Regions from separate parts of the Mus musculus genome. Here all the other regions are linked to region 2. Evidence: chromatin loops called from intact Hi-C (ENCODE). Cell type or tissue: heart. All regions are shown on one strand.

What was found. Hi-C counts contacts between places; a loop is a spot of excess contacts. Peaks named below come from ENCODE experiments on the same cell type or tissue, not always from the same donor. Only the 100,000 strongest peaks of a DNase experiment are listed, where the experiment ranks them.
Region 1: a loop joins it to region 2, with 2.8 times the contacts of the local background. A loop is called at or near these places in 4 of 42 quality-filtered maps.
Region 3: a loop joins it to region 2, with 8 times the contacts of the local background. A loop is called at or near these places in 17 of 42 quality-filtered maps.

The regions. Positions count from the first base shown.
Region 1 is chr11:57,798,265-57,806,264 of GRCm38, reverse strand. Sap30l (SAP30-like) reads right to left here and starts at 4,628. Exons shown (of 4, transcript NM_001081168.1): 1 at 3,976-4,628; 2 at 99-221. The coding sequence starts at 4,173. It overlaps 2010001A14Rik (RIKEN cDNA 2010001A14 gene), which reads left to right and starts at 4,798. Exons shown (of 4, transcript NR_131042.1): 1 at 4,798-5,031. In heart, a CTCF peak has its summit at 4,139; DNase peaks (open chromatin) are centred at 3,684, 4,204 and 4,744; H3K4me3 peaks cover 3,268 bases; H3K27ac peaks cover 2,728 bases.
Region 2 is chr11:58,100,283-58,108,282 of GRCm38, reverse strand. It overlaps Cnot8 (CCR4-NOT transcription complex, subunit 8), which reads right to left and starts at 4,313. Exons shown (of 7, transcript NM_026949.5): 1 at 4,075-4,313. In heart, a CTCF peak has its summit at 1,054; DNase peaks (open chromatin) are centred at 4,242 and 5,562; H3K4me3 peaks cover 2,386 bases; H3K27ac peaks cover 1,995 bases.
Region 3 is chr11:58,003,953-58,011,952 of GRCm38, reverse strand. Larp1 (La ribonucleoprotein domain family, member 1) reads right to left here and starts at 2,889. Exons shown (of 19, transcript NM_028451.1): 1 at 2,406-2,889. The coding sequence starts at 2,760. In heart, no CTCF peak of the experiment used is centred here; DNase peaks (open chromatin) are centred at 1,622, 2,012 and 3,142; H3K4me3 peaks cover 3,658 bases; H3K27ac peaks cover 3,108 bases.

The sequences.
Region 1 (8,000 bases), 300 kb after region 2:
CTCCTCTCATTCTCTGGCTGGGAGGGAAGGAGGGAGGGAGGCTTGGGCCACTCACTATCTATTCTCCCTGCTCTCTCTACCAGCACTCTGGCCTTTACCTCAGGGATGTCAGCATCGTGCTCGGGGGAGTCTCCGCCATCGTCACTTGCCTTCCTCTTCCTTTTATTTCGGACGCTCTGGATGAAATTTTTGTGGAAGTCGCAGATATACAGGTGCCTTACCTGATTGGAAGAAACCTAAAGTCAGTGTTACCAACCCCATGGAACCTGTGAGATCATGAGCCTTCTCTTTTGGCCAGGTACTAGAGAGAGATGGAAGAGTGAAAGGCAGACAACAGCTTACAACCATTCTATATAGGCTGCAGAAGAAGAAACATAGAGGGCTGGCAGTACAGCTCAGTGGAAAGTACATGTTCAACTTGGATATCCCCCCCCCCCCAGCCCCTGCAAACGAGCCTTACAGGTACAGGAGGAATTATGAACTTGCAATGGGCAGAGACAGGTCGCAGGACAGTGGATGGTACTCACAGCGCCTACTCCTACTGTGGGTAAGACCGGAAAACTTGACTCCTGCTGCTTCACATCTGATCCACAAAGGAGCAGAGAGAGACAGAACCCTCACAAAGGGGGACCACATAAAAGAGAGTGGACATCACTCTGATTTTCTAATAAACACCAGAGTATATTAGTAAAGGCGCCAAAAGCAGCTCAGCAGTGAAGAACAGGGTTTCATTTAAGAATGTAGGTAGCACAGTTGCCTGGAGGAACCACTCAAAGACCCTGCAGGACCCAGGGCCTGTGTAATTGGCCTGGGTAGGGACAGATGGTGCACAAATGTTCTAGGGAGACATCTGAACTGGAGTTTGGTCCTTAAATCCTTAAAGATAAAAGTAAGCTGGCAGGAAGTCACCATCAATGAATTCAGGCTGCTTTGTGGAGGGAACAATGAAAACTGTTTAATTTGATGATTATCAGTTTCTTGTGGTTGGATTGGTGAGTCATGAGTCATTCCGAGTTTACACTGTGATGCTGTCTTGTACACAGCAGGCGAGAAATAAGTGCTGATGCACCAATGTAGGCCCTCTCATATCTACAAACGGCCAAATGACTTTTGCTGGTAAAAGCCACCTCTTTTTTTTTTTTTTTTTTTTTGGTTTATTTTTTGAGTCAGGGTTTCTCTGTGTAGCCCTGGCTGTCCTGGAACTCACTCTGTAGAACAGGCTGGCCTCGAAACTCAGAAATCCGCCTGCCTCAGCCTCCCAAGTGCTGGGATTAAAGGCGTGGGCCATCACTGCCTGGCTGGGTTTTACTCTTTAGGACAGTGGCCTATGGACAATGTCCAAAAGTTCATTGCCAGAGTGGAATCTGACAAAAGTCATTGAAATTTGTGAACTTGTAAGAGGTGGCACACGCCTTCAATCCCAGTACTGGGGAGGCAGGAGGATTTCTAAGTTCGAGGCCAGCCTGGTCTACAGAGTGAGTTCCAGGACAGCCAGGGCTACACAGAGAAACCCTGTCTCGAAAAAACCAAAAAGAGTAACACCCAGGTGAAACAAGAGGACATGTGACCTCTGCTCCATTCCTGGCAGCTGGCACTTGGGCTGACAATGTAAGTAAGTGGCTCTTGAGAGAGCAAGTGGTGCTGGGCAGTGGTGGCGCACGCCTTTAATCCCAGCGCTTGGGAGGCAGAGGCAGGAGGATTTCTGAGTTCGAGGCCAGCCTGGTCTACAGAGTGAGTTCCAGGACAGTCAGGGCTACAGAGAGACCCTGTCTCGAGAAACCAAGAGAGAGAGAGAGAGAGAGAGAGAGAGAGAGAGAGAGAGAGAGAGAGAGCGCAAGTGGCTTCCCACAGCATAGTGGTAAACTGGGAAGAATGAGTGGCAGAGTGGGGTGTTTCTAAAGCTTAGGTAGGAAGAGGCCAGACCAGAGCAGGGGGCAGCAACCCAAGCGACACTGGAGCCTGTTTCCTTTATGTGATCCCCAGCTTCGAGCACTCTCCAGAAGCAAAGAAGAAACCCATCAGCGGCAAGTTGGCTATGTACTAATACAGTACAGAGGCAGCCAGTGGCCACCTGAAGGGGGGTGCTATAGTATTTTAAAAGGGCTTTTGCCAGATCCTTTTACCAGACAGCTATTCTCTGTCCTTAACCATGTTCAAGTCTAATCTGCTTTTCAGCAATCTCAGGACTCAGGGGCTTTTGTGGGTGAGGTGGGGGCCTTAGGGTGGAAGCAAAGGCTCACTGTGGTTGTCTGGGTTTTTTTGTTTGTTTGTTTGTTTGTTTTTTCTTTCCTGTTTCACTTGCTACAACAGCTAGACATTCTAGTAACACAGCACTTACTTGGGACTGAATTCCTGCCCATCTGTGGAATGAAATAGAAACTGTTTCAGAGATAATGACTCTGTACTACCACCTTGAAATGGACTAAGGCCGCACATCTAACCACAAGCCTTCCCAAGTACTGCCTTTGGGGATGCTAGTACAGGGCAGAGGGGGCCTTTCTTCCAGATGATGATGATGTGTGTGTGAGTGTGTGTGACATCGACATGCTCAACACTGCTCCACATGGCTTCCCCATGGGGTGAGTGGATAAATGGAGTCTTTACTGCAACAACAAAACCATCCAGATGTGAGCACTGCCAGCAGCCCACACGGGAGGCAGGCACCGTTTCCATGTGGATAAACTCATCCCCAGTCTCGGGATCACTTTCACTCCCATGTGTGATTAGCAGGGGACACCTGAGGGTTTAGCCAGCTTTGCTTCAGAGTAATCTCATTCATTCATTCATTCACTCACTCATTTATTTACTGACAAGACATTTGTAAAAAGGAAGGTCCCAATCATAAAAAAACAAAAAACAAAACCCAGCACGATTTCAAATGAGCTGGATTCTACTGGTTGACTAAATAAAACTGAGTGTGCAAGAGAAGAGTCTAGAAGAAAGGATGATGATCTTATTTATTATAGACGAATGAAAACTGGGTGTAAGGTTTGGAAGCAAGCCAGGCAATAAGTGGGCTTAGGAAATTAGCCAGCTTTTAAGTGCAGTGTGCTCTTGGCGCCATTGCTTCCTACCCCCCCGCCCCCAGCCTCAGTTTCTGCCACATCAGAAGTGTAAAGATCGGCTCCCTTTCCCGCTACCAAGCAATGTCTGATTTCCCCAAACCGTTGAACAGTAATCATTCAAACTCCTGAATATGAGAAGTTCCTTAACTCAGTCTCAATTCCTAACCTGGAAGCTGCCACTCAGGGCTTGCAGCAACAGATGTCAAACTGAAAAGTTCTTAACCGGTTGGCAGTAGGCACATCTTGAGGACCAGAGTAGGTGAAATCACTCAGGAAGTTTCTTATAATTAGCCACAAGGCATAGGGCAATCTCATTCCATTTTAAATTTGCACCTCTCCACCTCCAACGGCATTACCAAAGATGCTAATCCCCGCAAGAAAGCTGATTCCCCGCCCCCTTCAATCACATCCACAGCAAATCATTTAAGACCCGGCCTTGGCCTTATTTCTGCCACATCTCAGAAAAACTCATTCGCTGCCAGCGAAGCGGGCTCTGTGTTGCGCTGCAGAGACCGGAGGCCGCGGCAGACAGGAAAGTCGCGGCCACCTTGCTAGTGTCTGAAAGAGCGACAAGGTCCCTGGAGGGAGGACGAAGTTGGAGAAGATCCTCCCGGTTCCCTTGTCACCTCTTTTGCCCAATTCTTGCAAAAGTAACCCACCTCTCTCTGCTCTGCTATTCGGCGCAACAGTGACAGCTGGAAACTGCTGTCGCTTTCCCAGGCAGGGAGAGTGTGCCAAGCCCTCCCTGGTTTCCCAGCCCACCCTCGGGGACGCGGGCAGCGTCGCGGAGCACCGAGCGGCCTCCAAGAACCTGAGTCCCCTGTTTTGCACAGACTGCGCGGCGAGGCCCACCGCGCGGAGCGTCCCCGGGGTCCCTTCCCGCGGCCCTGCGCTATGCCCCGAGACTCACGCTCTTGTCTATGTCCAGCTTGAGTTTCTTCTGCGAGATGCTTTTCTGCACCCTCTTGCTGAAGGAGGCGTTGCCCGCGGGCCGGACGCAGCGCTCGCCGTCCGCGATGAGGCAGCAGCTCTGGCCGTAGCCCGGGGCGGCGGCGGGGGCGGCAGGGGGCCCTTCGCGGCTGTCCTCCTCTGTGCTGAAGCCGTTCATCTCCCCGCCCCGGCCCGGCCCCTCCGGGGGAGGACCCCTGTAGGCCACTCCGCGGCTGCTAGCCCCGCGGGGCAGCTCTTCGCCAGCCCCGCGCCCGGGTCCCACGGTGCGCCCTGGGTCAGGCGCGCTCCGAGCTCCGCGAGGCCCGGCTGCTCTGTGCTCCTGCAGCCCGGGCCCCGGCGGGGATGCACACGCCGAGGCTCCGGCCGGGGCTCACGAGGCTTCCCCCGGGATCCGGGCCCGGCCGCCCTGGGGCTCCCGAGGCCCCCGCCGGCTCCCGCCTGCTCCGCGCCGCGCGGCAAAGTCTCCACCCCGTGGCTCCCCGCGCGGGGGCCCGGCCTCGAACCTGCCGTGTCCGGGCCCCGCGGTGTGCTCGGGCCGCCCCAGCGCCTGGCCGCTCGGCGGCGCCCCGAGTCCCCGCGGCAGCCCCTGGGCCGCCCCGGCCGCCGCCCGCCCGACGCGCCGCACCACAACAGTGCGCTCCCCCGCCCGCCGCGGCACAGCGGAAGTCCCGCCTCTGTGCGCTCAATGGTCGTATTCTTTATGTAGGCGGGGCCCACGTCGCCGCTGGCAGTTCCCATTGGGCGCCATCGCTGCCGGTCTCCGGTGCCAGGCTACTTCCTGGACTCTGCTGGGATGGGTTCAAAGTAGAGAAAGTGCAAGAGGGAAGAGTTACCCGGGCTAGAGAGGACAGCGGGCCGCAGGTTTAGTCCTGGTTGTGGAGTGGGATGCTGAGATGGGTCTGGAGGGATGCAGGATGTTCTAGGCCGTTAGGATGGTAAATAGGGACCTCGCTCCGCGAGGGATGCTGAACGGGGTCTGGAAGAATGCAAGATGTCCTGGTCCGGGCCAGGAATGGTGAGCGAGGTCCTCTGGCTCTGGGGCGAGATGCTGTGTTAGGTCAGGAGGGACGCGGGGCCTCCACCTCAGGGAGTGGTGCTGAGCGGGATATGGAGGGTCGCAGGGTCTCCATTCCGGGATGGGATGTTGAGCAGGTTCCCAATCCCAGCGCGGGATCCTGAGCAGAGGTCCGGCTCCATAGTGGGGTTGTGAGCAAGCCGGTTATGGAACGAAATGCTAAGCCGGATCTGACAGGCCGCAAGGTCTCCTATGTTGAGTGGGGTCTGCGGGAAGCAGGGACAGACTTGCAGCAGAGATCACGTTCGCAGTGGACTGAAGCATCGACGTGCGGAGGAAAACTGAGGGACAAGGGAAGGGTATGGGAAGGAGACCTTAGGGAGAAAGTGCTGCCAGGAGAACAGACTGGGCAAAACGGAAAAGCCTGGGCTGGAGGATCTACGCGGCAGCGGGAGACAGGGTGCATGGTGTGGGACATGAAGCTAACGAGGAAGTGCATATGCGCGTAAAGAGGCACTGAGAGACAGGAGAGGTCGGACAGGTGAACTAGAAATCTTTGAGTACAGCGGGCACCAAGGAAGAAGGGACTTAAGGAGGAGAGCCCAGCGTCAGAGCAACCCTGGCCTGGGTTGATCTTCAGGGTGGACTTTGTGGGCTGAGGCAAAGGTGAAAAGCCCTTAGGCCACCAACGGAGGACTCACCTTCAGACTTGTTAGAGACTGATTTGTAGTTTTATTGCTTCAAGCTAACTCAGACCAACCCGGGAGGAGGCCACCGCACCCTGCCAAGACCAGGGTGTCACCTCGTCCTTGATGCAAGGACACAGGGAATTTTCTGAGGGTCGGGTCCTACAGTCAGTAGTGTTGTGGGGGAGAGGTATGGTTATGGGATGGGTGTCCGGAAAGCTCTTAAATTCTCTCCAGAGGTCTAAAAGTGCGTTTGTACAGTTTACTTTTATTAATTTCACACAGGAGACAGTATGTTAGAAAATACACCTACCAGATAAAAATTTAAGGCCACTGTGGGGGCTGAGGCTGTAATTTGGTGGCAGAGTGGATCAGCACACTCGAGGCTCTGGATTTGTTCCACATTACTACTTAAACAGGATGTGGCGGCACTGGCCTGTAGTCCCACCTTTCAGCAGGAAGATCTGAAGTTCAAGGGCATTCTCTCTCTTTTCTTAAAAGAATTATTTATTTATTTTATGGATATGAATACACTGTAGCTGTCTTTGTACTCACCAGAAAAGGGCATCAGATCCCACTACAGATGGTTGTGAGCCACCATGTGGTTGCTAGGAATTGAACTCTGGAATAACAGTCAGTGCTCCTAACCGCTGAACCATCTCTCCAGCCCCTCAAGATCATTCTTGACTACATAGCTCGCAAGTCAGTCTTGGTTTTGTGAGACCTTGTCTCAAAATAACAAAACAAAACAAAATGTGTCCATTACGAAATTGCTTATAAAAAATACTCTAAAAGTTACAAACGAGAAGAGGTGAAGCAAAATTAAACATCTTCAGAAAGTGTTAAAACTCACCAGCAACTCTGTAGCAAAGATCTCCGAGCGCTTGACAACGCCTTGTCAATGCTGAGTAATGAGCGCTCCACGGTGGTCCACACCTGCTATGCCACTGCTTGGGAAGTGTGTAGCGGGATCTGGAGTTCTTATTGAACTTGAGGCTAGCCTGGGCTATGTGAGACCTTGTTTCAAACAAAACAAAACGAGGATATAGAATTGCATATGGACTTGTGGAATGTGATGTGTGTGTATTTATTTTAAAATAAATAATACATGCAGGGTGAGAGCTGGGGAGATAACTGCTCTTCCAGAAGATCCCAGTTCATTTCCATTAAACCCCTACATAGGCTCTCCACTGCCAGAAATTCGAGCTCCAGGAAATTTGGCCTCCCTGGGAGTATGCTAGAGCCCCATCTCCAAACCAAACCAAACCAAACCAAACCAAACCAAACCAAACCAAACCAAACCAAACCAAACCCAAACAGCAACATTAACCAAGCTTTGGGGGAGGAAGGGAGGACTGAGATGATTCAGTGGGTTAAAGCCCTTTCCAATAAGCCTGCTGACCTCAGTTCTATCCCCAGCACCCGCATGGCAGAAGGAGAGAATTAGCAATGCAGATTATCTTCTGACCTCAGCCTCCCTGTGTTAGGAATACACTACCTCCCCACAGAAAAAAAGAAATGTCATCATTTTTTTTTTTTGAAAATCAAAACCACATGAGAAATAATACTCCATATTACAAAGAGTGATAATTTGGGGTAGCAGAAATGTGGTTGACATTTTTATACTTTGTTCTACTTTTGCAATATACCTAATAAGCTTTTTTTTTTTTTTTTTTTTGCTTTTACAGTAACAAAAATAATAAAATATTAATGGAAAAAAACACAATTTACTAGGAATCTTGCTTCAGAGTGCATATTCCAGAGCAAGTTCTGGAGAGATGGCTCAGTGGTTAAGAGCACTATCTGCTCTTCCAGAGGTCCTGAGTTCAATCCCCAGCCACCACATGCTGGCCCATAACCATCTATAATGTGTGATCTGACAGCCTCTTCTGGCATGTAGGTGTAGGATACTCATATCCATAAAATAAATAAATCTTCAGAACAAAACAAGAACTAACTGGCACAGGCAGCTACAGAAGCAAGCATGCCGCTGGCCTGATACGGATACCATGTAGGTAAAAAGTTGAGAGTGGAGAATGAAGTTGGGAGTATACACAAGGCAGTGTGCGCTGGTTCAGAGGTCCCATGGTATGGGTGGTATGGATGTAAACTCTGCTTTTCTTTGCATGTTTTTTGTTTTGTTTTGCTTTTCAAGACAGGGTTTCTCCGTGTAGCCCTGGCTGTCCTGGAACTCACTCTGTAGACCAGGCTGGCCTTGAATTCACAGAGATCAACCTACTTCTGCCCCCCAAGTGCTGGGATTAAAGTGTTTTTTTTTTTTTC
Region 2 (8,000 bases):
AAACACACACAGACACACAGACACAACTAAACACAAGCTAGAGGCCAGTGTAGCAATCTAGAGAGACCCTGGGAGGAGGGATGCATAATGACGTAAGAGCTTCCTCATAAGGCAAACCCCCCACTGTATGGCTCCTGAACACAGTCAGTATGTAGCAGTGAGCTCCAGTGCACAGGGGCAAACACTTGCAGCAACAGTAAATGAACATGAGGGGTTTCCTAAGACCAGCGCATGGGAAATAAATCCTTGTTTCCCAGCTTTGGAACTGACATACAGTAGAGACTCCAGAAGACAATGAGGATCACTCTCAATGCTGTCTACTTCTCCTTAAGAGACCATTCATTCACTCAAGGCAGGCTACTCTTCAGATGCTCCCCTGAAACTGAAAGCTGTGTGGTGGCTCTCAACATACACACACCTGTGGAGCTACCACACAACCCATTTCTTCCCCTGTTTTTCTTTCATGAATAAAGGCTTGCAAGTGAACTAATAGAGAACAGGGAAGAAGCTGGTTCACAATGAATGCGCAGTAAATTCAGCTTCCTGACAACTGAGAAAATGTTTGTCAAGAGTTCTCCAGGCTGTCCTCGGAACTTGTAAAACTGCCCTTCTCTGCCCCCAAGCACTGCACCCATCAACACCAGCTGCTTCACCTAGCTCTTGAGGTCACCTCCCATGTCCAGTTACTGAAACAGAGACATAATCTTGCTTCCCTAAGCAAGTCATAAACTACATAGCAGGTAAGTGGACGCCATTCCTGGACTTCCAAAAGATGTTTCCATTAAAACAAAAAGGGACACAGGCATAAAGAAACAAACTGCCTAAAGCTTTTTAAGAGAGAGTTTGTTTCAGGAAGCCAACCACTTTCAAAGCTACTGTTACATTATCAGGTAAAGTGGAGCCACATAGGAGCAGACACTGGCAAAGACACAGGAGCCATTCTTACAGCAAACTTTTCCCTAGCCAATCTGTGGGTATATGATTGGCAGATTCCAGAATGGAAAAGGCAGTTCTTCTCCAATGAAGAGATACTAAGAGAGTGATGGCTTATGCCTCCAGTGGCCATCCTGTGCTAAGACTTAAAAAGTCCCAGATTGGACTGGGGAAATGGCTCAGCAGTTTAAGAGCACTGACGGCCCTTCCAGAGGTCCTGAGTTTAAATCCCAGCAACCACATGGTGGCTCACAACCATCCGTAACAAGATCTGACTCTCTTTTCTGGAGTATCTGAAGAAAGCTCCCGTGTACTTGAAAGAAAGAAAGAAAGAAAGAAAGAAAGAAAGAAAGAAAGAAAGAAAGAAAGAAAGAAAGGAAGGAAGGAAGGAAGGAAGGAAGGAAGGAAGGAAGGAAGGAAGGAAGGAAGGAAGGAAGGAAGGAAGGAAGGAAGGAAGGAAGGAAGGAAGGAAGGAAGGAAAGGAAGGAAGGAAGGAAGGAAGGAAGGAAAGAAAGGAAAGAAAGGAAAGAAAGGAAAGAAAGGAAAGAAAGGAAAGAAAGGAAAGAAAGGAAAGAAAAAGGAAAGGAAGGAAGGAAGGAAGGAAGGAAAGAAAGAAAGAAAGAAAGAAAGAAAGAAAGAAAGAAAGAAAGAAAGAAAGAAAGAAAGAAGGAAGAAAGAAAGGAAGGAAGAAAGAAAAAAAGAAAGGAAGAAAGAGCGAGCCATCAAGCGAGCCGGGAGGTGGTGGCACACGCCTTTAATCCCAGCACTCAGGAGGCAGAGGCGGGCAGATTTCTGAGTTCAAGGCCAGCCTGGTCTACAGAGTGAGTTCCAGGACAGCCAGGGCCATTCAGAGAAACCCTGTCTCAAAAACAAACAAAAAACAAAAAAAAAAGAAGAAGAAGAAGAAAGATTGTTCCAGATCAGCCTCGGCTTTGGACTCTATCATCAGGCAGATCCACAAGGAATCCTTCCCAGGCATATGAGAGAGACCATATAATGCACATTTAACTGAGCAAAGGAACTTCCTGGGCATGCTGGCCACAGGGAAGAGAGAACACAGCAATTCAACACAGACTAACGCCCTCCCTCCACTTTCCACCCAAGAAGCTCAGGCTCCAAGATACCTTCTCTTCATCACCCTCTCGTTCCCATACCTCAGAATTCTGTTTTCAAGTACAGTTATTTGTGTAACAACAGCCCCTGGGGTAACCTCATTACTGAGGTTTCAACCAGAAGAACAATAATGAATTTCACAACTCAAAGAAAAAACTGACATCCTGACTTATATATACTGAGAAGTAAGATAGCAGTCCCACACTCGGGAGGCTGAGAAAGGAGAATCCCCAGGAACTTGAGGCCAGTCTGGGCTACAATCAGAGAAGACCCTGCTTTTATTTCATTGTTCCATTTTGTCCTTTGAGACAGGGTTGGAGAGATGGCTCAGTGATTAAGACTGTTCTTCCAGGCGACCTGGGTTCAAATCCCAGTACACACATGGCAGCTCACAACTGTCTTTTTTTTTTTTTTTCCTTTTTTTCTTTTTTTTTTTCTGAGACAGGGTTTCTCTGTGTAGCCCTGGCTGTCCTGGAACTCACTCTGTAGACCAGGCTGGCCTCGAACTCAGAAACCCGCCTGCCTCTGCCTCCTGAGTGCTGGGATTAAAGGTGTGCGCCCTTGAGACAGGTTTTTCTATGTAGCCCAGGCTGTGCACACCAAACTGGCCTTGGACTCAGAGATCTAACTGCTTCAACCTCCAAGTGCTGGGATTAGAGGCGTGCAGCACCATCGCCAGCTGAGACCCTGTTTTTAGAAGGAAAGAAAGCAAACTAAACTGACCAGGGAGGCAGCTTGGAGGTATGCAACCAGTACTTGCTGCCAAGCTGAGAACAACTTAAGTTTTGAGCCCCAGACTCACTTGATAGAAGAAAAGAACATAAACCCCAAATATGACTTCCACATGGACAACTTGGCACTTGTGTACACACAATAAATAATAACAATAACAATAATAATAGCTTAAAGAAGAATGGGGCTGGAGTGATGGCTTAGCAGTTGAGAGCACTTGCTGCTCTTCCAGAAGACCAGAGTTTGGTTTCCAGCACCCATGTGAATTGGCTCACAAATGCCTGTAACTCCAGCCCCTGAGAATGTTGACGCCTTTTCGGCCTATTTTTTCCACCAACACACTCGTGATATTAATTATAAATTCATACATTAATAAACATTAAACCCTAAAAAAATTATCCTTCAAAATTCTTCAGGAAGGTTCGGAGGTTGAGGCTGCGTTCTCCCTTAAAGATTTATTTTTATGAGTGTGAGGGGGAGAGGGTTGAGTGTATCAACAGCTGTGCGATCTCTCCCTTAAAGGAAAATTTTGATCCCATGCAATGTTTGCCTCACAGGCTGGCTTTAAAACTCGATCCCCAAACCAAGCTACATTTGAAACTACAAAGGGAAAGAAAGGGGTTCTCACACACACACACACACACACACACACACTGCCCTGTGTTCTCACACACACAGACACAAAAACACTGACACACACACACACACACCCTAGGCTGCCAAGCAATCTGTTGTGACCGCTCCTGATTATCCAAACTTGGGAGCAGGGTGTCTGTGCACCCAGGTGGGCTCTGAAGAGCGAGGAGTGCGAACGCACGAAACCACGCTCTCCCTGCTAGCCGTGCAGAACTCAGTTCCACTGAGTGTCTCCTGCTCGTCGTCGGCTTTTGTTTGCGCCAGAGCGTCTGGGAGACAATCAGCTTCACTTCCCTGTTCCAGAAGACTAAACAAAAGGCTTTAGCAGTGCAAGACGGGCGCAGGAGGAAGCAGCGGCCCGTTAGAAGAAATGGCAACAGGTCCCCTCTGGAGCGTTCCAGGCCACAGCCCTGGACTTAGACGGCACCCCATCCAGCTTGCTGGCTCCGCGACGGCGGCCCTGCCACGCAAAGCTGCAGCACCCCAAGAGCCAAGCAGAGCGGCCTCTTGCCTCCCCCACCATTCCTTAGGCCTCCAGGCTGGACTCCGGGGACCGAGAGCCCCGTAGCCTCTGTGCCTCAGTGTTCCCGTGTGTAGGATGGGTCGCCACGGAGGCACTTCCGCCTCCTGCTCCTACCGTAAGCAACCTAACCTGCTTACCCTGGCTGGCGGCCCCGCCGAGTGCGGGCGGCAGCGGCCCTTGACCCCGAGCTCTCCTCCCTCTTGCCCCGGATCCGCTCCAGAAACCCAGCTCGACAGGGAGACGTGAGTCCTGGCGCCCAGAGCGGCCGACGATGGGCACCAAACCAAGAGGTTGCACCACTCTACCCGTCCGCCCTCCCGACTCGCCTACTCTCCGCGTCACTCCAGGCGTGCGCGGTCCCGCCGGTCTCGGCTCCGTCCCCCCGTGCGCGCTCAGATACCTACGCCCCGCCTCCCTGCGCAGGCGCAGAGCGAGAAAGTTGGGTTTGGCGGAGGGCGCGTGCGTAAAACGAGGTTTGCCCTGAGGCCTCAAACGGCGTCTAGCAGTGTAAACTTGGTCCCCGCCTAGGTTCTGGAGTATCATGAGTCGCGCCTCGGGAAAGGACGGGATCTAGAACTGGCCCCACTTCCTAACATCAGAGCATATTACGACTGTTGGTTGTAGGTGATGATGCAGGGCACATGGGGTGTCCTGACCCTCGATTACTGCAACCTGAACCCCTCATTCACTGACCATCTATTCACAGAACCCCTTCTGGATGACCATTAGGTAGGGGTGGGAGAGCGCCACCAAACCGAGTCATGAATGAGGTCAGCTGAGCACTGCCTCCCAGAACCTGGACGGCCTAAGCAGCGCTGCTCCGGGGCCTGTGCTGTCCGCTGTGTCCCTGGTATCACTGTGGGTCAGTGCAGAGAGAGAGGGGCCAGTCAGGGAGAGTAGGGGGTTCGCTGGTAGCGAGGCCATGCTGGGATGTATCGCCACCTCGTGCTTTCCCACGGGGCAAGAAGACTAAGACCTCCGAAGAGCGCCTCCCCTCCCCTGGTGCTTCCTCTCCTAGGGGCCGTAGGTAAGCATACAGCAGGTGTCCCCCTTCTGACATCCCGTCTCCCAGTCACTTTGCCCTTTTCATTTTAAACTTTTATTCCAGAAGAAATCCCCAAAATAGGACTTACTGACTAAATGAGAGCTAGCCTTTCAAACTGTGAAATCGCACAGCCAGCTTCTGGGGTAACGATGTCAGGGACAGTTTCTGAAGCCCAGCCTTTGTTGTTTCTCTCCAGGATCTGTAAATAGAGACACAAGACTGTGATGAGGATGAAACCCTAGACCAAGCCACAACCGTCACCACAAAGAACCAGGCCTGGGCAGTCAGTAACTGTAGCTGCGGTGGATTCCCTGCAACAATGTTGATGGGACTAGCTGCAGGGCTGGCCTCTTTTGAGGTGTTCGGGTTGTCTAGGCTAGGTAGACACTGCCTTCCCTCAGTCTGTTCAGTGCATGTCCTTGCTCTGTTCTGTGATTCGATTCAGGAGAGGGTGGACCTAGCATGTGCTAGTCATGTGAGGAGCAGCCGTTGAGTCCTTCAGGAGAGGGTGGACCTAGCATGTGCTAGTCATGTGAGAAGCATGGAATTTGGGGGGAGGGGGGGTTCTTGCCACCAATAGGCCTGGTGTGCTCTGAAAGAGTTGAACAGGAAACACCTGGCTTCCCCCCCACACACACCCTTCACCTAGAGCTTCTCACAGACACTAATTGTATTTCTGGAGGGACTGGAGGGGAGTGTCTACACTTTAAACAATGGCTTTCAAACTGCAAACAAGAGAAACTAAAGTTTGAACACATTTCTTCAACTGGAAAAGCATAGTTTTGAAAATACAGAGAAGCATGGTTATAACATGGATCTTTTTAAGAGCTGAATGGTGCCTCTCCATGGGCAGCCTGGATTCCTAAATATTTGGTTTTGGATGCTGGGACAAGGGACTGAGGTGCGTATTTTACACGCCAAAGCAGACCTGGCCACCAGGTTCTCCCAGCATCCCTCAGTCCCTACCTGGCATACCCTGCCTCCAACCCTGAACTTTCCAGCCAAGGGGCTGGGCTGCCCTTCCCCACAGGCTCCTCCCTATATAGTCCAGACATTTTTGTCTCTCTCCTCCTCCTCCTCCTTCTTTTCCTTTTCCTTCTCCCCCTCCTACTCCTCCTTCCCAGCGGCAGAAAAATAACCTATTACTATTGTCCCCACCCCCCCAGTTCTAAACAAAGGTATGCCTTGAAAAAAAAAAGTTCAATAGGAACTGGAGAGCAGTTAAAGAGCACTGGCTGCTCTTCCAAAGGTCCTGAGTTCGATTCCCAGCAACCACATGGTGGCTCACAACCATCTGTAATGGGATCTGATGCCGCCTTCTGGTGTGTCTAAAGACACACCAATAAACTTATTGGTGGCAAGCAACAAACAAATAAATCTTAAGGAAAAGCACATTATATGTAAGAAAATAATATCTAAAATACATTTGAATTGAAGTATTTGGGACATAAACATATAAATATATCCAGATTAGTAATAAGTAATTATTAGTAATAAGTAATAAGTGCCTAAATTTACAACCCCTAAAATGCTGTAAACCTATGGAATAACTGATTGCTTCCCACACACACACCCCACCGCCCCGAGCTTGTCACTCCAGGTAGGCCACTTTATATTACTCTGCCCTTCATTGGAGCCAGTATTTAGAAGATGGTTTTGACCACAGGGTGATTAAAAGTTGGTCAGAGAAGTGATAGTTTGACAGACAGGCACAAGTCTTTGATCCCAGCACTCGGGAGGCAGAGGCAAGGTGGATCTCAATGAGTTTGAGGCTAGCCAGGTCAACAGAGCAAGGTCCAGGACAGCTGGGCGACACAAAGAAACCCTGCCTCAAACAAACAAACAAACAAAAAGGTAGTTCATGCCTATTATCCCAGATCTTAAGAAGCCAAAGCCAGAGCATTGCCAAAAGCCCCAGGCTAGCCAGGACACTACAGGAGATAATGTTTCAAAATAGATAGTTTTTTTTTTTTTTTTTTTTTTTTTGAGACAGGGTTTCTCTGTATAGCCTTGGCTGTCCTGGAACTCACTCTGTAGACCAGGCTGGCCTCCAACTCAAGAGATCTGCCTGCCTCTGCCTCCCAATTGCTTGGATTAAAGGCGTGAGCTACCACCAGGCTTGATAGTTACTTTTTTAAAGTAAATATAAAGACCAGGTTAAAGATCAGTGAGATGGTTTGGTGGAGAAAGGCCTACCAGGCCTGGATACCTGTGTCAAACCCCCAGGACTACTCATGATGTCCACACACAAATACTACTGAAAAAATTAAAAGCGATAGGTGTGGGTGCATGCCTTTCATCCCAGTGAGTTTCAGGATTCCCAGCTCTGCTATGCAGAGAAACACTGTCTCACAAAAAAAAAAAAAAAACAAAAAAGCAACAACCAAAACAAAACAAAACTGGTACCCTGCTTTCACTTTACATCTGGTTTCTTTGTCTTAGATTTGGATCAGATTTCTATAGAACTTCACATGGAGGTGTTTATAATTTAAGGAGTGACTACTGCCCTAGGCAGAGACCAACCAGATCATGACTCCCTGCTTCATCATATAGACCTCGCCTCTAGACAACGACCGACCAGGCTAGGCTTCACCCAGCCTGCCTCATTATACAGGCCTCTCACCCAGACCCAGTCCTCTGTTTAAACCTGAAGTTCATATCAGTGCCCCAAAAGATGGCAGAAATTTTTACCTCCCACATTCCTGAAATGGCTACTTCAACGAAACCCCTTTTAGCTTTGGGTTACACGTCGTATTTCTTTCTAAATATTTGAGCCTTTTAATTGCAGCTGAAAGGGGGGCAGGGGGAAACTGCTGTGTAAGGATTTCAGTTTTTTGTGTAGTGATGGTGGAGGCTGAACCCAGGGCCTTACCAGCAAGCGCTTTGTCTCAGCACCGGCCCCTAGTTCACTCTTGGTAACCTATAACCTATATTAAATCTGTTTTTATCTGTATTAGATATTCTTTTTCCTTCATAATCTACTAAAGTAACATTTCAAATCTTATACTATTCAGAGAC
Region 3 (8,000 bases), 96 kb after region 2:
GGGTGTGGCTGGAATAAGGGGAAAGAATGGAAAAAATACTGTTCAGGAGGGTGTCCAAAAGGACAAATCCCAAAACTTAAAACCATAAACCTAGCAGGGCAGTGGTGGTGCACGCCTTTAATCCCCGTACTTGGGAGGCAGAGGCAGGCGGACTTCTGAGTTCGAAGCCAGCGTGGTCTACAGGACAGCCAGGGTTACAGAGAAACCCTGTCTCAAAAAAACAGAAAAAAACAAAAACAAAAAAACCCATAAATCTAAAACGGGGGTGGGTTGGAGTTGGGGGGAAAATGAAGGGGAAACTGCAGTAGGTACATAATGTATGTATAAAGAAAAGAAAGAATGAAACTGGAACTAAGGAACAACAAACACACAGAGGTGGAGGTGGGGAGGGGTTAAAACCAGGTATAGGGAAGGCAGAGGTAGGAGAATCAGGAGTTTAGGACCAGCCTTGATTCCGTTCCAAGCTAAGTTCCAGGCTACACTAAGACTATGCCCTCACTTTCCCCTCTCCCCAATACAAACCTAGGACTTAGAGGTTAAACAAGATAGGAAATGCCACATGGAAGGAAGAGAGGGTAAAACATACTTTATTACTAGTTACTGCTAGTGTCCCTCAAATACTTAAACACCAGCATCTGAGCCAAAAGAAGGCTAAAAATAGGCATTTGCAGCAAGCTTTGGAAAGCTTAGCTTGCTTATGAGACACTCATTTCTGTACACTCCCAAAAACACATGCATCACAGAACATAAAAATCCCAAGACCACACAACCACTCCACTGGTGGCACATTCATTTAAAGATGTCCTGGCTGAAGATAAAATCAGAGCTGAAAAGGGACCTACCGATCCCTTTGGCTGAGGCAATAAGGCCACCACCACCTAGCCTTGCCAGACAGACAACCCAATCACAGAATTCACTTTAAAAAGCACCAAGGTCTTAACAAGCTTAAATTCAGAAGCTATTGGATTAGTTCTGGTAAGTCTGTCAAAAAACTACTCCAAAGATTCTATCAAAACCAACTGGTAAGATTACAAAAGAAACAAAACAAACAAACCAAAACAAAAAACAACCAAAAAACCCCACTGGAACAGAACAGATATAGTATACCTAAAATGTGTGCTTTGGTCACTTAAATTGAGTTTGGCTTTATCCTGAGGAAAAGTTGAGATGCCAGCCAAACTGTCTTCTTCCCACGATCAATAGCTCCAATGACGCAAGCTATCAAGGGCCCATGGCTTTACACAAAATGCCAGCTCAGGCACCCAATCCTGCCTGATTGTCACAGCTGATTTAAAACCCACAAGGCAGGTTCACCAGTAGCTAAGTGCGGCGAACTGAGCGAACAGCCTCATTTAAACTTCTGAGGAGCGCGGCTCGAGAGGATGATTATACCTCTGAATTTAAAGAGGGGCAGGACCAAAGAGCGTCTTAAAGTTGATTCCTCCACTCTGTGGGTGGAAAACGAGGATATGAAAGAAAATGGAGGTTTCAGTACTGCCCCTTGCATAAGAGGATTCGGGAAGGGAAGGAGAAGAAGAGGGAAACTCTGGTACTACAACACCCCCAACCCCATGTGCCCTCTTCCTTATGAAGCAACCCTAAGAGAAATCGAAAGGGCAACCAACGTGCTGGTTTCCCCCAGGGCTAGGCCTACACTTTCCAGCACTCTGGAACCTGAAAGCGGCTAGCTCCGACTTCCTCGGTGCCCAGCTTAGGTTAGGCAACCACACCTAAGCTCCATAGCAAGTTTTTGGTTTTGGTTTTTTTTTTTTTTTTCATTTTTTAAAGTTAAAAGTACCAGGACTCCGACGATCAAACTCAAGGGCCATGCTCACTATCAAACACCCAGGAGTACCCAAGCGGAGGCTGTGCCCGAGTGGTGCGCCACTAGATGCCCACGCCGATCGCGCCCGGCTAGGATTCCCGAGCCACCTCCCACCCGGACTCAGCGGGGGAGGGGAGCCCCGCGCGCAGCTCCGGCCGGCGAGCGCTGCGAACAGTCCTGGCACGGCGCATGGCGCCCAACTGTCACCCGCCCGCCCCGCACCGGCGCGGCCACTCCCTCGCCGCCACACACGCCCCTCGCGTCGCCGCGGGCCGCAACCGGCTCCCGGGCACGCAGGGGCCCGCGCTCCCCACGCTTCACCCGGCTCCCCGAAGCGCAAAGTTGCAAAGTTCAAAGCCAGGCCCAGCTCGGAGCCATGACACATGTTCTCTGAACACGCACTCTCGAGGCGCCGAGACGCATAGGGAGCACAGGGCACACGAGCGGCCCCGCCCGGCCCAGTCCGCCAAGCTAGGCCCGAGGCATGCCGTTGCCACCAACCGCTGCGGCCCCGGTAGCCCCGCTCCGAGGGAAACGCCCGCGTCACTGCGCGGGCCAGTGCCGCGCCGCGCAGACCCACCTGGAGGCGGCTGTCCGTTCACCGCGGCCGGCGGCGGCGCGTGCTTCGTCCACGGGTTCACCTTGGGCGGCGGTGCCTCCACGAAGTCACGCCGGCCGCCGTCCTCGCCGTCGCTCCCCGCTGGGGCTTCCGCAGCTGCGGGTGGCCGCGGGCTCTCGCGCTCCGCGCCGTCGCGGCCAGGCCTGGCGCAGGCGGGCCGCGGCCTGCGGACGCCGCCGTCGGGCTCTCCGCCGCCGTCACCCGGGCCCGACTCGGCCTGGGCGTCGGGCGCCGGCTTCTTCCTCGCCAGGCCGTGCTCCTCGGCCTGCAGCAGCGGGGCGCCCGCCGGCAGCAGCGGCTCCACTTGAGTGGCCATCTGCGCGGAGGGGCCGGGCGCGCCGCGGGCCCCGCTCGAGGCCGCTGGCGGGGCGCCGGAGCCCGGGCCGCGCGGACGCGGAGCGGCGCGGACGGGCTGACGCTGAGTGGCGCGCCGGGCAGAAGGCTCCGGCGCGCCTAGCCGGCCTGGCGGACCTCGGTCCGCCGCCTGCGTCCCCCCGCCCCCGGCCCGGGGCGGCTCGGGGGGCTGCAGTGGTGCGGACGGCCAGGGGGGGAGCGGCGCGGAGAGCCGAGCCAGACCACGCGATCCGCGGCGGGCGGCGGGCGGGCGCGCGCCTCGCGACGCGGCGCGCGAGGGGCGGGGACGGCGCGGCGACGGGCGCGCGCGCGCAGGGCGGAAGGTCCCGCCCCGGCCCCGCCCCCTGGAGACCATTCCTGTGGCGCGGCAAGTGGACGGGGGCGAGCACGTGCCTGATGCAACTTCGGAGGGCGGGGGTGGGGGAGGAGCCTTAAAGGGCCAGCGCCCCAGAACGGTCGCAGGTGGAGCACATGGGACCTGGCCACGCGGCCGGCCCGGCCTGCTAACGCTGGTGACAAGTGTTTCTCGGGGCTCCGCGTTGGGGTCTTTTACTATGTCAGCCCAGACTTGGCTAGTGATGCAGAGGGGTTCTTTGGCCGCCCCCTGTGCGTGGCTTCTGGCCCCACTCCGATGACCTTGGCCCAGCTGCAGCCTGGCCAGAGCACTGGTAATGGGTCCAAGGGAGTTCTTTCCCCACAGGGGCAGCGAGCGCCTCGGAAAGAGAACAGAATTCCCAGTAGTACCCACGCTATGCAGGCCCTCGAAACCCAGTGTTTTATAGGCAGGAAATGGCTTTTCTTTCAAGTCGCTTGTGTTTTTTCTATAGAATTGTTTAGGGTAGAGTTGAACTGACACTTAATTGAGGGACTCAGAAAGCTCTGAGATTTGTATCTTAACCCTGACCCCATTGCAGTTAGTTAGGGGTTATCAGCAGTAGTCAGGTCCACTTCCTGGGTCTCGATTTCTCTATTGTAAAATGAAGGAACCATTTATGCCAGGTGGTTTCAAATTTCTCTGTCATTTGGTTCAATAAATGTTTACTGACTTTATGCTCTGGGGGCCTGCAAAGTTCTTAGAAAGGTCTGCCAATAAACCAGGCTAACAAGCACCTGTCCTCCCGGAATTTACACTGTAAGGTGGGGGAAGGCACAGTAAACAGGAGAAACAAATACTTCATTACAGCGCAGTAGTCACTGTGCTGTAATGAAGTAGACAAGATTGGCTTTTTGTTTGTTTTGGGTTGTTTTTTCCGTTTGGTTTGTTTGGGTATTTTTTTGTTTTTCAAGCAGAGTTTTTGGTTGGTTGGTTGGTTGATTGGTTGGTTGGTTGGTTGGTTTGGTTTGGTTTGGTTTCTGTCTAGTTCTGGGCTCTGATTATCCTAGAACTCTCTCTTTCTGTAGACCAGGCAACCAGGCTTACTTCGGACACACAGAGACCCACCTGTCTCTGCCTCCCTAGTGCTGGGATTAGAGGGTTACAACATCATGAATTTAACTGAGATTGGCTTCTTTAATTGCTGAGAGAAGGTTTCCTTGAACTCAGATCCCAAAATACTGGAAATAAGAGACGTGTCAGGAACTGACTGGATCTAGAAATCTGAGAACCGAACAGCCTGGAAGGTTGGCGAACTCTCCAAAAGAAGGATTAGAAAACAGGTGGTCTCCTGGGTGGGGGGCATGGCTTCCTGAAAAGACTCTTAGAGACCAGACACTGGTATTGTGGACACCGGGAATACTGGGGAAAGTGTTCATAGCAATCTGGTGTTCAATTCCATCTCCAGTCTTTGCCTGCAAGCCTGGGACAGCTCTCTAGCCTTCCCTGATAGCCCCTCTCTTAGAGGAAAATTAATGCCTAAGTAGTCAATGAGAGCCAAAGTGCCCCCATTATAAGGCACAACACACTAAAGCCAGCGCTTGCTCGGAGAAGCACGGAGGAATATACGGTTTGAAGGAGATAGAGAATTTAAGCAGTATTTTTGTTATTGTTGTTGTTTTCTGAAACAGGGTTTCTCTGGGGAGCCTTTGCTGTCCTGAAACTCCTCACTCTGGCCTGGAACTCACAGAGATCTGCCTGCTTCTGCCTCAAGAGTGCTGGGGTTAAAGGCAGATCCCCTCCCCCAGCTTAAAACTGTGGCATGTCTACCCTTTAATCAAAGAGCACAGCAATGCACGTTGCCACCAGGGTTCACTTTTAGTTATTGGTAAATACTTTGTTTTTTTCTTTTATATCTCTCTCTCTCTCTTTCCTTGAGACAGGGTTTCTTTGTGTAGCCTTGCCTGTTCTAGAACTCACTCTGTAGACTCAGACTCACAGAGATCCGACTGCCTCTGCCTCCCAAGTACTGGGATTAAAGTCATGTGCCACTTACTAATTGGATATAGAGAGGAGATATACCCTCACACAACTTTCGGGCATAGCAGGGCTTTGTGTAATGTCGAACTAGCTGGCTCATCTACCCAGCTCACAGTGCCGGTGCCAACAAAAGTGGTCAGGCCCTGCTGTGTGGGAACTGGGGCTCAGAGATGGCTACTCTGAGTCCTGTCCCGGGGCCAGAGAGAGGCATTGGATATCAGGAGGGGGAACTCAGAACTTAGAACCTTTTAGGACTGTCCTCAACTAGAAATACTCAACCCTGGGAAGGTAAACTGAATAATGATTTCATCTCCTTCTTTTGAAGATGAGGACACTGAAGTTCAGAGAAATAAAAGTTCCTCATCCAAGGTCACAAAGCCAATCCATGGCAGAACCAAATCCAATAGCTTTTCCTAGATTCAAATAATGGAGGTCTGGAAAGCCGGTGGTGGTGGCCACCCTTCATCCCAGCATTCTGGAGGCAGAGACAAGGGACTCTCTAAGATCAGGCCAACCTGATCTATAGAGCGAGTTCCAGGACAGTCAGGGCTACAAGGAGAAACCCTGTCTTGAAATAAGCATCATCATCATCATTATAATCTTCATCATTATCATCGGGCTAGAGAGAGGGTTCACTGGTTAAGACCGCTGGCTGCTCTTTCAAAGGACCTAAGTTTGGTTCCCAGCACCCACAAGATGGCTCACAACCTTCTATAACCACAGTCCCAATGAATCTGGCATCCTCCTTGGGCACCAGGCACACATATGGTGCACAACCATACTAGAAGGCAAAGTACTCAGACACAAAATAAAATAGAACCTTAAAAAAAAATGATAACAGGGCTGGAGAGATGGCTCAGAGGTTCAGAGTACTGTCTGTTCTTTCAGAGGTCCTGAGTTCAATTCCCAGCAACCACATAGTGGCTCAAAACGATCTGTAATGAGACCTGGTGCTCTCTTTGGCATGCAGGTATACATGCAGGCAGAATGCTGTGTATATATATATATATATATATATATATATATAAATCTTTTTTAAAAATGATAACGAAGCCGGGTGTGGTGGCGCACGCCTTTAATCCCAGCACTCGGGAGGCAGAGGCAGGCGGATTTCTGAGTTCGAGGCCAGCAGCCTGGTCTACAAAGTGAGTTCCAGGAAAGCCAGGGCTACACAGAGAAACCCTGTCTCGAAAAAAAAAAAAAAAAAAATGACGAAGGGCAAGACAGGTGTGGTAGCACATGCCTGTAATGCTGAGGCAGGAGAATTGGAGAGACTCTGAGGCTAGCCTGGGCTACAGAGTAAGTACCAGGTCAGCTGGAACTAAATAGCAAGACATTGTCTCAGAATAAAAATTAGAATACAGAAGGCTAGTACTGTAACCAGGCTTCCTCTGTAGCACTCCCAACAAGGAAGGCTGGGGAAAGGAGCTGGGTTGTAAGACAGGAGCTGGAGCTGGAATCTTAATTCAGACCTCCCCTCCCCCAGTGCCAAAGACTGAATGTAGGTCTCTTCTTGCATGCTAAGCACCTTCTGTACCAGGATACCAGTGAGTAATTCAGGCTAATGGTTCCAGTGATATTTATTTTATTTGCAGTGTTAAGGATCAAACTCAAGGCCTTGCACTTTCCAGGCTCAGTGCTTGACTACTGAGCCCATATCCCCAGCCCAGACTTCTGCTTTCTGACATACTACAACATTCTGAACACAGGCATTTTTTTTTTCTAAATACTAGACAGGATCAAAAATTAATATGTTTGTTTTTTTTTTTTTTCCTAGAGCCAGGCATGTTAGTACTCGCCAATAGCTTTAGCATTCAGGTTGTGAAGCCAGGGAGATCAGAAATTCAAGGTAAACCTTGTCTACATATTTCTATCCATAATCTAGATTGCCCATGACAAGAAGAAGAAAAAAACTCGAAAAACCTAAAAAAAAAAAAAAAAAAAAAACAAGAAGAAGAAAAAAAAAAAAAAAGGTAAAAGCACCCAGTGGGTGTACACACTGTACCTTCTGTAGTTAAATATGTATCTTCACTCCTGGTGCTGAGAACTTCCTGCACTGACACAGAGTTGAGAATGAAGACTAGGGAACTAGGAGACTGTCTGATAACCCAAGCTCCTACTCTAGAACGGTGGAAGCCTTTAGGCAGCCCCTTAGCCCAGGATCATTACTCTATCTTATTTTAGGCCTAGGTATGAGAGCAGGAAGAGCTACCATGCCTTAGCTCACAGCACTCTTGCTCCTGTGAGAGCATTGCTTGTATTTATTTATTTATTTTGTTTTTATTTTTTGTTTTTGAGACTGGGTTTCTCTGTGTAGCTCTGGCTGTCCTGAAACTCACTCTGTAGACCAGGTTGACCTCAAACTCAGAAATCCATGGGCTTCTGCCTCCCAAGTACTGGGATTAAAGGTGTGTGCTATTTGATAGATTTTTTTTTAAGATGGCTGATGTATGTAGTTGTCTTTCCTATGTGTATGTGTGTGCTGTGTACATTCTAGTACCCATGGGGACCAGAAGAGTATGTCAGATCCCCTGGAGTTAGAGTTACAAATGACCCTGAACCACTGTATGTATACATGCCAGGAACTGAACCTACGTCCTCTGAAAGAGCTGCAAGTGCTGACCCATCTCTTCAACCCCAACCATAAATTTATAATCCTCCTGCCTCTGTCTCCCACGTCCTAGGATTACAGGCATGTAGCACTTCCACACCTGGCCTTGAACACACGGTTTTATCCCACTGAGAGTTTAATTTTCCAAAGGACCTTGGGTTCCTGGAAGAAATTGTGCGGGGCCATTCACTTCCTCTGGTAGCTCTTGGGTACAGTCCTGCCTATGCCAACATGGGGG